Linked DNA regions of Homo sapiens: regions 2 and 3 are each linked to region 1. The links are chromatin contacts, found by Hi-C or POLR2A ChIA-PET in ENCODE. All regions are on one chromosome and are shown on one strand. Each heading gives the region's core, a stretch centred on a gene start or an enhancer-like site at or near the end of the contact. The rest is flanking DNA. Distances are from core to core; before and after follow the strand shown.

The links. Hi-C counts contacts between places; a loop is a spot of excess contacts on that map. ChIA-PET counts read pairs that join two places held with the same protein, here RNA polymerase II (POLR2A). Pooled maps may share reads with other maps.
Region 2: a loop to region 1 is called in a map with no recorded cell type, with 9 times the contacts of the local background. The contact joins the promoter of COQ6 here to the promoter of ABCD4 in region 1. A Hi-C loop is called at or near these places in 3 of 37 single-sample maps with no recorded cell type and 9 of 50 pooled maps. POLR2A ChIA-PET finds 5 or more read pairs at or near these places in 2 of 52 experiments (OCI-LY7 and naive thymus-derived CD8-positive, alpha-beta T cell).
Region 3: a loop to region 1 is called in a map of B cell, with 23 times the contacts of the local background. The contact joins the promoter of FCF1 here to the promoter of ABCD4 in region 1. A Hi-C loop is called at or near these places in 5 of 168 maps with a recorded cell type or tissue (B cell, CD4-positive, alpha-beta T cell, CD4-positive, alpha-beta memory T cell and 2 more), 7 of 37 single-sample maps with no recorded cell type and 13 of 50 pooled maps.

Annotation. Positions count from the first base shown.
Region 1 is chr14:74,301,566-74,304,265 of GRCh38, reverse strand. It overlaps ABCD4 (ATP binding cassette subfamily D member 4), which reads left to right and starts at 1,332. Exons shown (of 19, transcript NM_005050.4): 1 at 1,332-1,391. The coding sequence starts at 1,354. It also overlaps a transcript of VRTN not described here. RefSeq lists an enhancer at 884-1,243 and a silencer at 1,504-1,583.
Region 2 is chr14:73,948,989-73,951,688 of GRCh38, reverse strand. It overlaps COQ6 (coenzyme Q6, monooxygenase), which reads right to left and starts at 1,387. Exons shown (of 12, transcript NM_182476.3): 1 at 1,194-1,387. The coding sequence starts at 1,356. FAM161B (FAM161 centrosomal protein B) reads left to right here and starts at 1,595. Exons shown (of 9, transcript NM_152445.3): 1 at 1,595-1,716. The coding sequence starts at 1,663. RefSeq lists enhancers at 1,629-1,688, 705-1,705.
Region 3 is chr14:74,711,781-74,714,480 of GRCh38, reverse strand. FCF1 (FCF1 rRNA-processing protein) reads right to left here and starts at 1,337. Exons shown (of 8, transcript NM_015962.5): 1 at 1,281-1,337; 2 at 929-996. The coding sequence starts at 1,283. It overlaps AREL1 (apoptosis resistant E3 ubiquitin protein ligase 1), which reads left to right and starts at 1,401. Exons shown (of 20, transcript NM_001039479.2): 1 at 1,401-1,548. RefSeq lists an enhancer at 1,224-1,503.

The DNA.
Region 1 (2,700 bases), core at 83-2,582:
AGAATCGCTTGAACCCGGGAGGCACAGGTTGCAGTGAGCCAAGATAGCACCATTGCACTCCAGCCTGAGCCACAAGAGCGAAACTCCGTCTAAAACAAAAACAAAAACAAAAAAAGGCCAGGAGCGGTGGCTCACTCTTGTAATCCCAACACTTTGGAAAGCCAAGGCGGGCAGATCACCTGAGGTTAGGAGTTCAAGACCAGCCTGACCAATATGGAGAAACCCTGTCTCTACTAAAAATACTAAATTAGCTGGGCGTGGTGGCACATGCCTGTAATCCTAGCTACTCGGGAGGCTGAGGCAGGAGGATGGCTTCAATCCGGGAGGCTGAGGTTGCCGTGAGCCGATATCGCGCCATTGCACTCTAGCCGGGGCAACAAAAGCAACACTCCGTATCAAAAAAAAAAAAAAAAAAAAAAAAATCTGTAATTGTCAACTGATTGACCTACCCAGCTAGACTGCAACTTTCATAAAGACAAGTGATACATGCATGTTGTAGAGTGTTTGGCTTGCAGTTGAAACTTAATAAGGATTGGAGGAAAGTGAGAAGACACATCCAGATTCAAATTTAGGGACCTGTGGGATCATGCTGTTTGGGTTTTTTTTGAGCCATTTCCCACCTCCCTTTGGGTACTAATCAGTCAACTGATAAGCATTTCATTCATTCAACTATCTATCTTATCTATCGATCATTATCATCTATTTATTTGTTTTTGAGACAGGGTCTCTCTTTGTCGCCCAGGCTGGAGTGCAGTGGCACAGTCACGGCTCACTGCAGCCTTGACCTTCCGGGCCCAAGTGATTCTCCTGCCTCAGCCTCCAGAGTAGCTCGGACCACAGGCGCTCGCCACCATCCCCGGCTAATGCTTTTGTCTTTTGTAAAGGCGGGGTCTTGCCATGTTGCCCAGGCTGGTCTTGAATTCCTGGGCTCAAGCGATCCTCCCGCCTTGGCCTTCCAAAGTGCTGGGATTACAGGAGTAACCCACCGGGCCCGGCTGGAAGCCTAATTTATACTTTTTTAAAGATCATGCTGGCTTCTCTGGGAGAATATGTAAAACATCTATTATACACAGAATCTAAAATACTTGCCATAAAGTAGTTACACTCTCGGATACCTATTGTCAAAAGGGAAGTCTCCCAGAAAATATGGGGGCGCTGTAGCCGCCGGGTCAGCCGAGTCCACTCTCTGGTACTTTTAGAGACGTCGGTCGCTTCCGGGAGAGTCCGCGTCTCCCGCACCTTCCTCTCTATCAAACGCCGTCTCTGTGGTAGCCGGGGCCCCGCCCCTCCTCGGACTCTACCCAGTACTGAACTAGGGGCAGCTGGGCTCCAGAGTCCCTCGGGTCTCAGGTCATGGCGGTCGCGGGGCCCGCGCCCGGAGCTGGCGCCAGGTAAGCAGGGCGGTCGGGGAGGAGGTTTGGGAGCAGGAGTTCCGGGCTGTAGGGAATGGGCTTTCCTGCCCTCCGTGCCTCGTCCGCCGCCCTGGCGCCCCCGTCTCGCCCCCGTGACTTCTGAGAGAAAGAGGAGCTCTCGAAGGGGCGTCCGCCCTCCCGCCGCTCTAGGCCGCTCCGCACCGGCCGCGGCCCCCTCCGTTCTTGGCCGGACTTGTGCCATCTCCTGCGGTGTGGGACCCTCACCCTCGCAACTGGCATTCTTTTTTTGAAAAGAAGAACCTCAGGTGCACAAAATTGAGTTGATCCTTCTCAGTTCTTGACACCCTGTGGGCCAATGCAAGGCTCCTTGTTTATTTTATCACTTCCTCTCTTCGTTCCTATTCCCAGACCCCTTTCACTCCCCTTTTCAGACAGCCACTCTGGTGTGTTATATAAGTGGCTTTACGGTCCACCTTGGGTAAATTTGTGCAAGTGTTACTTTGAAATCTATATAGCGGTTTCGAATTCTTCAATATAATATGCTGTGATTTTTCTTTAAACCTTTTTCCTCAACATTGTGTTTTTGAGTCCATCCATGCTAGTCATCTTGTTTTCACTTCTGAGTGCTTGCATGAGGGGTGCTGTGTGCATAGACTTATTCCCCTAGTGGTGGATAGATTTTTTTCTAGTATTAACACCCCCACAAGCCACACTGTAACGAATATTCTGGCAGTTGTCTCCTTGTGCATATTGTTGCATTTCTCTGGGTATCCACCCCAGAGTTGGGTCCTGGTCATATCTAATTTTGCTGGATTGTTCTTTGGAATGGTCACACTAGTTTATACTTCCCGACGGGCAGTGCATAAAGCTTCCTGTTTCCCGGTATCCCTCCATCGTTCAGTGGCGGCTGGTTTTGTAATGTTTATCAGTCTGGGGGGTGTAAGGTGGTATCCCATCGTGTACATTTTCTTTCTTTCTTTCTTTCTTTCTTTTGAGACGGAGTTTTGCTCTTGTTGCTCGGGCAGGAATGCAGTGGCATGATCTCGGCTCACTGCAACCTCCGCCTCGGGTTCAAGCGATTCTTCTGCCTCAGCCTCCTGAGTAGCTGGGATTACAGACGCGCGCCACCACACCCAGCTAATTTTTTGTATTTTTAGCAAAGATGGGGGGGTTGGCCAGTCTGGTCTTGAACTCCTGACCTCAGGTGATCCACCCGCCTCGGCCTCCCGAAGTGCAGGGATTACACTTCCCGACGGGCAGTGCATAAAGGAATTACAGACGTGAGCCACTGCTCCCGGCCTACATTTTCATGTGTTTATTAAACGTG
Region 2 (2,700 bases), core at 138-2,637, 350 kb after region 1:
ATATTAATGATAGCTGATGAGCTAAAAAAAAAAAAAAAATCACAAAAAAAAAATCTCATAATGGGCCAAGCATGGTGATTCATGCCTGTAATCCCAGCACTTTGGGAGGAAGGGGCAGGTGGATCACGAGATCAGGAGTTCGAGACCAGCCTGGCCAATATGGTGAAACCCCGTCTCTACTAAAAATACAAAAATTAGCCAGGCATGGTGGCACAAGCCTGTAATCCCAGAGGTTGCAGTGAGCTGAGATCGTGCCATTGTACTCCATCCTGGGCAACAAGAGCGAAACTCCATCTCAGGGAAAAAAAAAAAAGTGAAAAGACTACAAAATGGAAGAAAATATTTGCAAGTCATTTATCAGATAAGGGACTTATACAGAATAAACAAAATAATGGCCAGGCAGGGTTGCTTATGCCGGTAATCCCAGCACTTTGGGAGGCTGAGGCAGGTGGATTGCTTGAGCCCAGAAGTTCCAGACCAGCCTGGGCAACATAGTGAGACCTCGTCTCTACAAAAAAATACAAAAATCAGCCGAGTGGTGGCGCATTCCTGCAGTCCCAGCTATTTGGGAGGCAGAGGCAGGAGGATCAATTCAGCCAGGGAGGTTGAGGCTACAGTGAGCCGTGATCGTGCCACTGCACTGCAGCCTGGGCACAGCGGAAGACCCTGTCTCAAAAAATAAAAATAACTCTTACCACAGTATTCAAGAGACAAACTGCTCAATTAAAAACCGGGCAAAGGGTCTGAATAGGCATTTCTCTAAAGAAGATATACAAATGACCAATAAACATATGAAAGGATATTCAACATCATTAATCATTAGGGAAATACAAGTCAAAACCTGGAGATCCCACTTTACTTACACCCACTAGAATGTCTATAAACAAAAAGACAATGACAAGTACTGTCCAGGATCTGGAGAAACTGGAACTCTCATTTATAAATAACCCCGGGAAGGCCTGTTTTCCCATGAGTAGAACAGACTCTGAACGCCCCTCCCACTTTTGACCCTAATGGACCCTGAAGGACCACACGCATTCCGGCGTGCCCTGGGGTTCCTCTAGGAGGGGAGGGGAGAAGCGTCGCGAGACCTGAGAAATTGTCTTTGGGCAAGTCGTGCTAGGGCTCTCACGGCTCTCATCGTGCCTCCGCGGCCCGGTTTCCGGCCACTAGTAGCCTGGAGAAGGGCTTACCCAAGGCACAGGCCATGGCAGCGCCCACCAGGCCTCCACCCGACACCACCACGTCATACACGGTGTCTGTTGAGGCGCCGGACCACCTGCGCCAGGACACCAGCGGGCCGCTGTGGGGAGCTGCACGCACAGCCCCGCATCGGCTGACAAGCCGGGCCGCCATGGTGCAGACCTGCGCCGTCGCACTCAGAACTCCCGCAGGCCCACCTACGTAGTGCGTCCGGAGCAGAGCACTCCAATCCCGTCCCGCTTCCGCGGCGTCCTCAGAACCGGAAATAAAATGCGCGGAGAAAATAGGCCAATCGGAAAACGAACCTTGCCTCCTCGGGCGGGATGGATCGGAGGCTGCCCTGGAAGCCAACCAGACGCCAAAGCTAGAAAGGGGTGGACCCTGGCCCCGCATAGCTCTCGCTGCCACCGCTGCTGCCACTATCGCTGTCACTGTCGCTGCTGCCTCTGTCCAGCTGAAATGACCGTGGGGAGGCCTGAGGGAGCCCCCGGAGGCGCGGAGGGGAGCCGTCAGGTGAGGAGAGAAAAGAGACTGCCCCCGGGAAAGGAATCCCGGAGAGGAAACTGTTGGGCGTTGCCTTGGAGACAGACAGCAGGGGCGTGTCACGGAGGGGCGTGGGATTAAAATGAGCGTTTAGGGACCAGGAGGCGGACTCTGACTTACAGACCTGAACCTCTCGGACTTTATACGAGGCTCTTGATAGGCAATGTCACTCAGTTTTCGCTTATCCTCTTAGTACTCTATGACCAGTAGTACAATTGTCGTCTCATTTTTGTAGAAGAGAAAACTGAGGCACAAAGAGATTAAGAAAATTGCTCCCCAAATTTGGCCGGGCGTGGTGGTTCACGCCTGTAATCCTAGCACTTTGGGAGGCCGAGGCGGGTGGATCACCTGAGGTCAGGAGTTCGAGACCAGCCTGGCCAACATGGTGAAACTCCGTCTAAAAATTTAAAAAAAAAAAAAAAATTGGCCAGGCGCGCTGGCTCACGCCTGTAATCCCAGCACTTTGGGAGGCCAAGGAAAGCGGATCATGAGGTCAAGAGATCGAGACCAGGCTGGTTTCCATGGCAAAACCCCGTCTCTACTAAAAATACAAAAATTGGCCGGGTGCGGTGGCTTACTCCTGTAATGCAGCACTTTGGGACCTGAGGTCAGGAGTTCAAGACCAGCCTGACCAACATGGAGAAACCCTGTCTCTACTAAAAAAAATACAAAATTAGCTGGACGTGGTGGCACATGCCTGTAATCCCAGCTACTCGGGAGGCTGAGGCAAGAGAATTGCTTGAACCTGGGAGGTGGAGGTTGCAGTGAGCCGAGATTGTGCCATTGCACTCCAGCCTGGGCAACAAGAGCAAAACTCTCTCAAAAACAAAAACAAACAAACAAAAAAATACAAAAAATTATCTGGGCATGGTGGTGCGCGCCTGTAGTCCTAGCTACTCGGGAGGCTGAGGCAGGAGAATCACTTGAACCCGGGAGGTGGAGGTTGCAGTGAGC
Region 3 (2,700 bases), core at 88-2,587, 410 kb before region 1:
ATGCTTCTTATAAAGGGCTAAAATGTAAAAACGCATATACAGAACTTAACCCTTAACTAGAAAGAAATTATTATTAATGGAGTGTCATTCCTAAAAATTACACAATACATCCACACTAAAGGCTGAGAATAATAATTCTGAAGGTTTTAACGACTATTCTCTTATTCTGAGACTCTTTTTTGTATTTTTAGTGGAGACAGGGTTTCACCGTGTTGGCCAGGCTGGTTTTGAACTCCTCACCTCAGGTGATCCACCCGCCTCAGCCTCCCAAAGTGCTGGGATTACAGGCGTGAGCCACTGCGCCCGGCTTTCTGAGACTCTTAAACTCAGTGAAGATCAGTCTTTATTTAATAGCTATGCTTATTCTACACTTAAGCAGGGACACCGCTTTGATCCTCTTCATACTAGGGAATTTCACTTCACTTTCTTCTTCCACAGTGATTTGGATTCTTATATTAGTAAGACTTATAAAATGGAGATATCTTGGAGTTTTCCCATTTTCTCTGACAAAAATATTTGAGTACCAGGCACTGGAAACGCCAGACAAACAAGGTCTCTAACCTTGCCATCTTTCAACAAGAAACACTCCCCTCGCCCCACCCCAGGGGAATGTAGTAGTGTAATGGTAAAAACATAAAGAGAACTATACGGACTTCACCGAACTGACATGAGGTTTAAATGCGATATGGCAGACAAAGCATATAACGGTAGAAAAAGTGAACACTTAAGAAATGTTTAATTCCCATCGCCTTTCCCAGTGTGATCGCTCAGCAGCTAAATTACTGTTAAACACTGGCTATCTCATGCTATATAAATCTAAGACACGATAATAAGCAAAAAACAAAATAATAACAACAAACATTTTTACTACTTATCCTCTCTAGACTCTTATTAGAATATCCCTGGGCAGTTGATTCCAGACACTCACAGCCTCTGATCTCTGAGACTAAGCATTCGCTTCATGGTCGCATACTTCCTTGTTTTCTTTTGCTTCCCCTTGAAACAGAAATTTTAGAATTAAAAAAGTTGGAAACACACGGCATCTTTTAAAGTCTCTTCTTTTCTCTTGTCTATTGCCTTCCCTTCTTGCCTCAAATAACCCAGACCCTCTTCCCCACTCTGTAAAGCATAACAGTCACCGCTTGGAGAAGTTTAAGAGCTAAGACCAGAATGAAAATATGCTAGGATAATGTGAAGGAAATTTGGCCACGGTCTGACTACCTCCTTCTCCACCCAAAAAGTGGCCTGATAACGTCCCTTCTTGGACCGTCTTCTCTCACCATGGTCACGCCAAACTCCTGGTTCTTCCGTAATCACCAACGGCGCAATACTTCTACGTCATTCACATACTGCTTCCGGCAAAGGATAGCCCGGAAGCGGAAACTCCTTGGGGAAAGGGCAATCCCCCGAGCCGGTTCCCAGGCCGGGTGGAGACCAACTCTGGGGTCTGTTGGTGGGAGAGTGGGGAGCCCGTCTTCTGCTGAGTGCTGCCGCCCCTTCCCAGGACAGCGGAGGTGGAACTTCGTCGCGCTGCAACCCCCGGCTCGGGTAACGTTTCTCTCCAGCCTTAGGCAGAGCCCAGAAGACCTGCCTTTACCAGAGTTCCAGAGAGAGAGGGAGGAAAAGGGTAGGGGGGTTCAGACTCCTGGTTTGCCCAGTAGTTTGGGGGAACACATTCTCCTCACCCTGTAGCGTTGGGGTATCCGGTGTCTATGGTCCAGCCCTGAGGCTGTGGTTCCTATTTGGTTTTCCTAGCCGATATGGTGCTTTGTGCAGCTAGGTGGATGATTGTTCTCGAGTATATACCGTGTACTCCTCTCGGTGAAGAGAGAAATGAAGCAGTGTTTGAGGGCCTAGACTATCGCTAGAGAATTGGGGCATAAGCTTGCATATGTTACTACTTACCCAAGCCAAGAAAATGGTGAGATACAATGCACATTTATTGTGAAGCCTTGGTGTGTCATCTTTAAGTAAAAAGGGAGAATTTGTGAGAACAAGGAGCGAAAGGTAGCTTTTTTCTTTGAGTACCTGCTATGTATTCCAGTGGTTCTTAACTTTTTGGAGATAACTTATTTCTTGAAAGTTTGTGGAAAGCCAGGAACAATTCTTTAAAAAATGGGCACACATACAGTTTGTAATACACTTAATGAGATTGGTGGACTCTGAAGCCCATCCGTGGACCCTCTGGGTGTCTGTAAACTTTAAATGAAAACCCCCATCCTGTATACTGTACTTGTCACTTTATTCATATTACCTTCTTTGACCTTCTCAATAACATAAATTCTTTTATTTTACATATGGGGAAATTGAGCCCCAGACTTTGTTCAGGGGTCTGTTTGAGTCTCGTGATTCCAAAGTCTGTACTTGTATTTCTTTTTTTCTTTTTCTTTCTTTCTTTCTTTCTTTTTTTTTCTTTTTTTTTTTTTTTTTTTTTTTTTTTTTGCACTTTGTCTTCCATTCTCCAGCTACTGATCAAGCTGGGAACGGAATGGGTACCTCTGTCATACTTTTCTTATTGCATGATGCTATCCTAGAGTTGGAAGTAAAATATGTTATCAGGTTTAAAAAAGAAGGTGACCATTGTATAACCCTTATGATGAAAACACGTTTATTGTTTAACACGAACTTTGGAGTCTGACTGATGGGGTTAAAATCCTTGCTCTGCCTTATAACTCGCCATGACATTGGGTGAGTTAATCT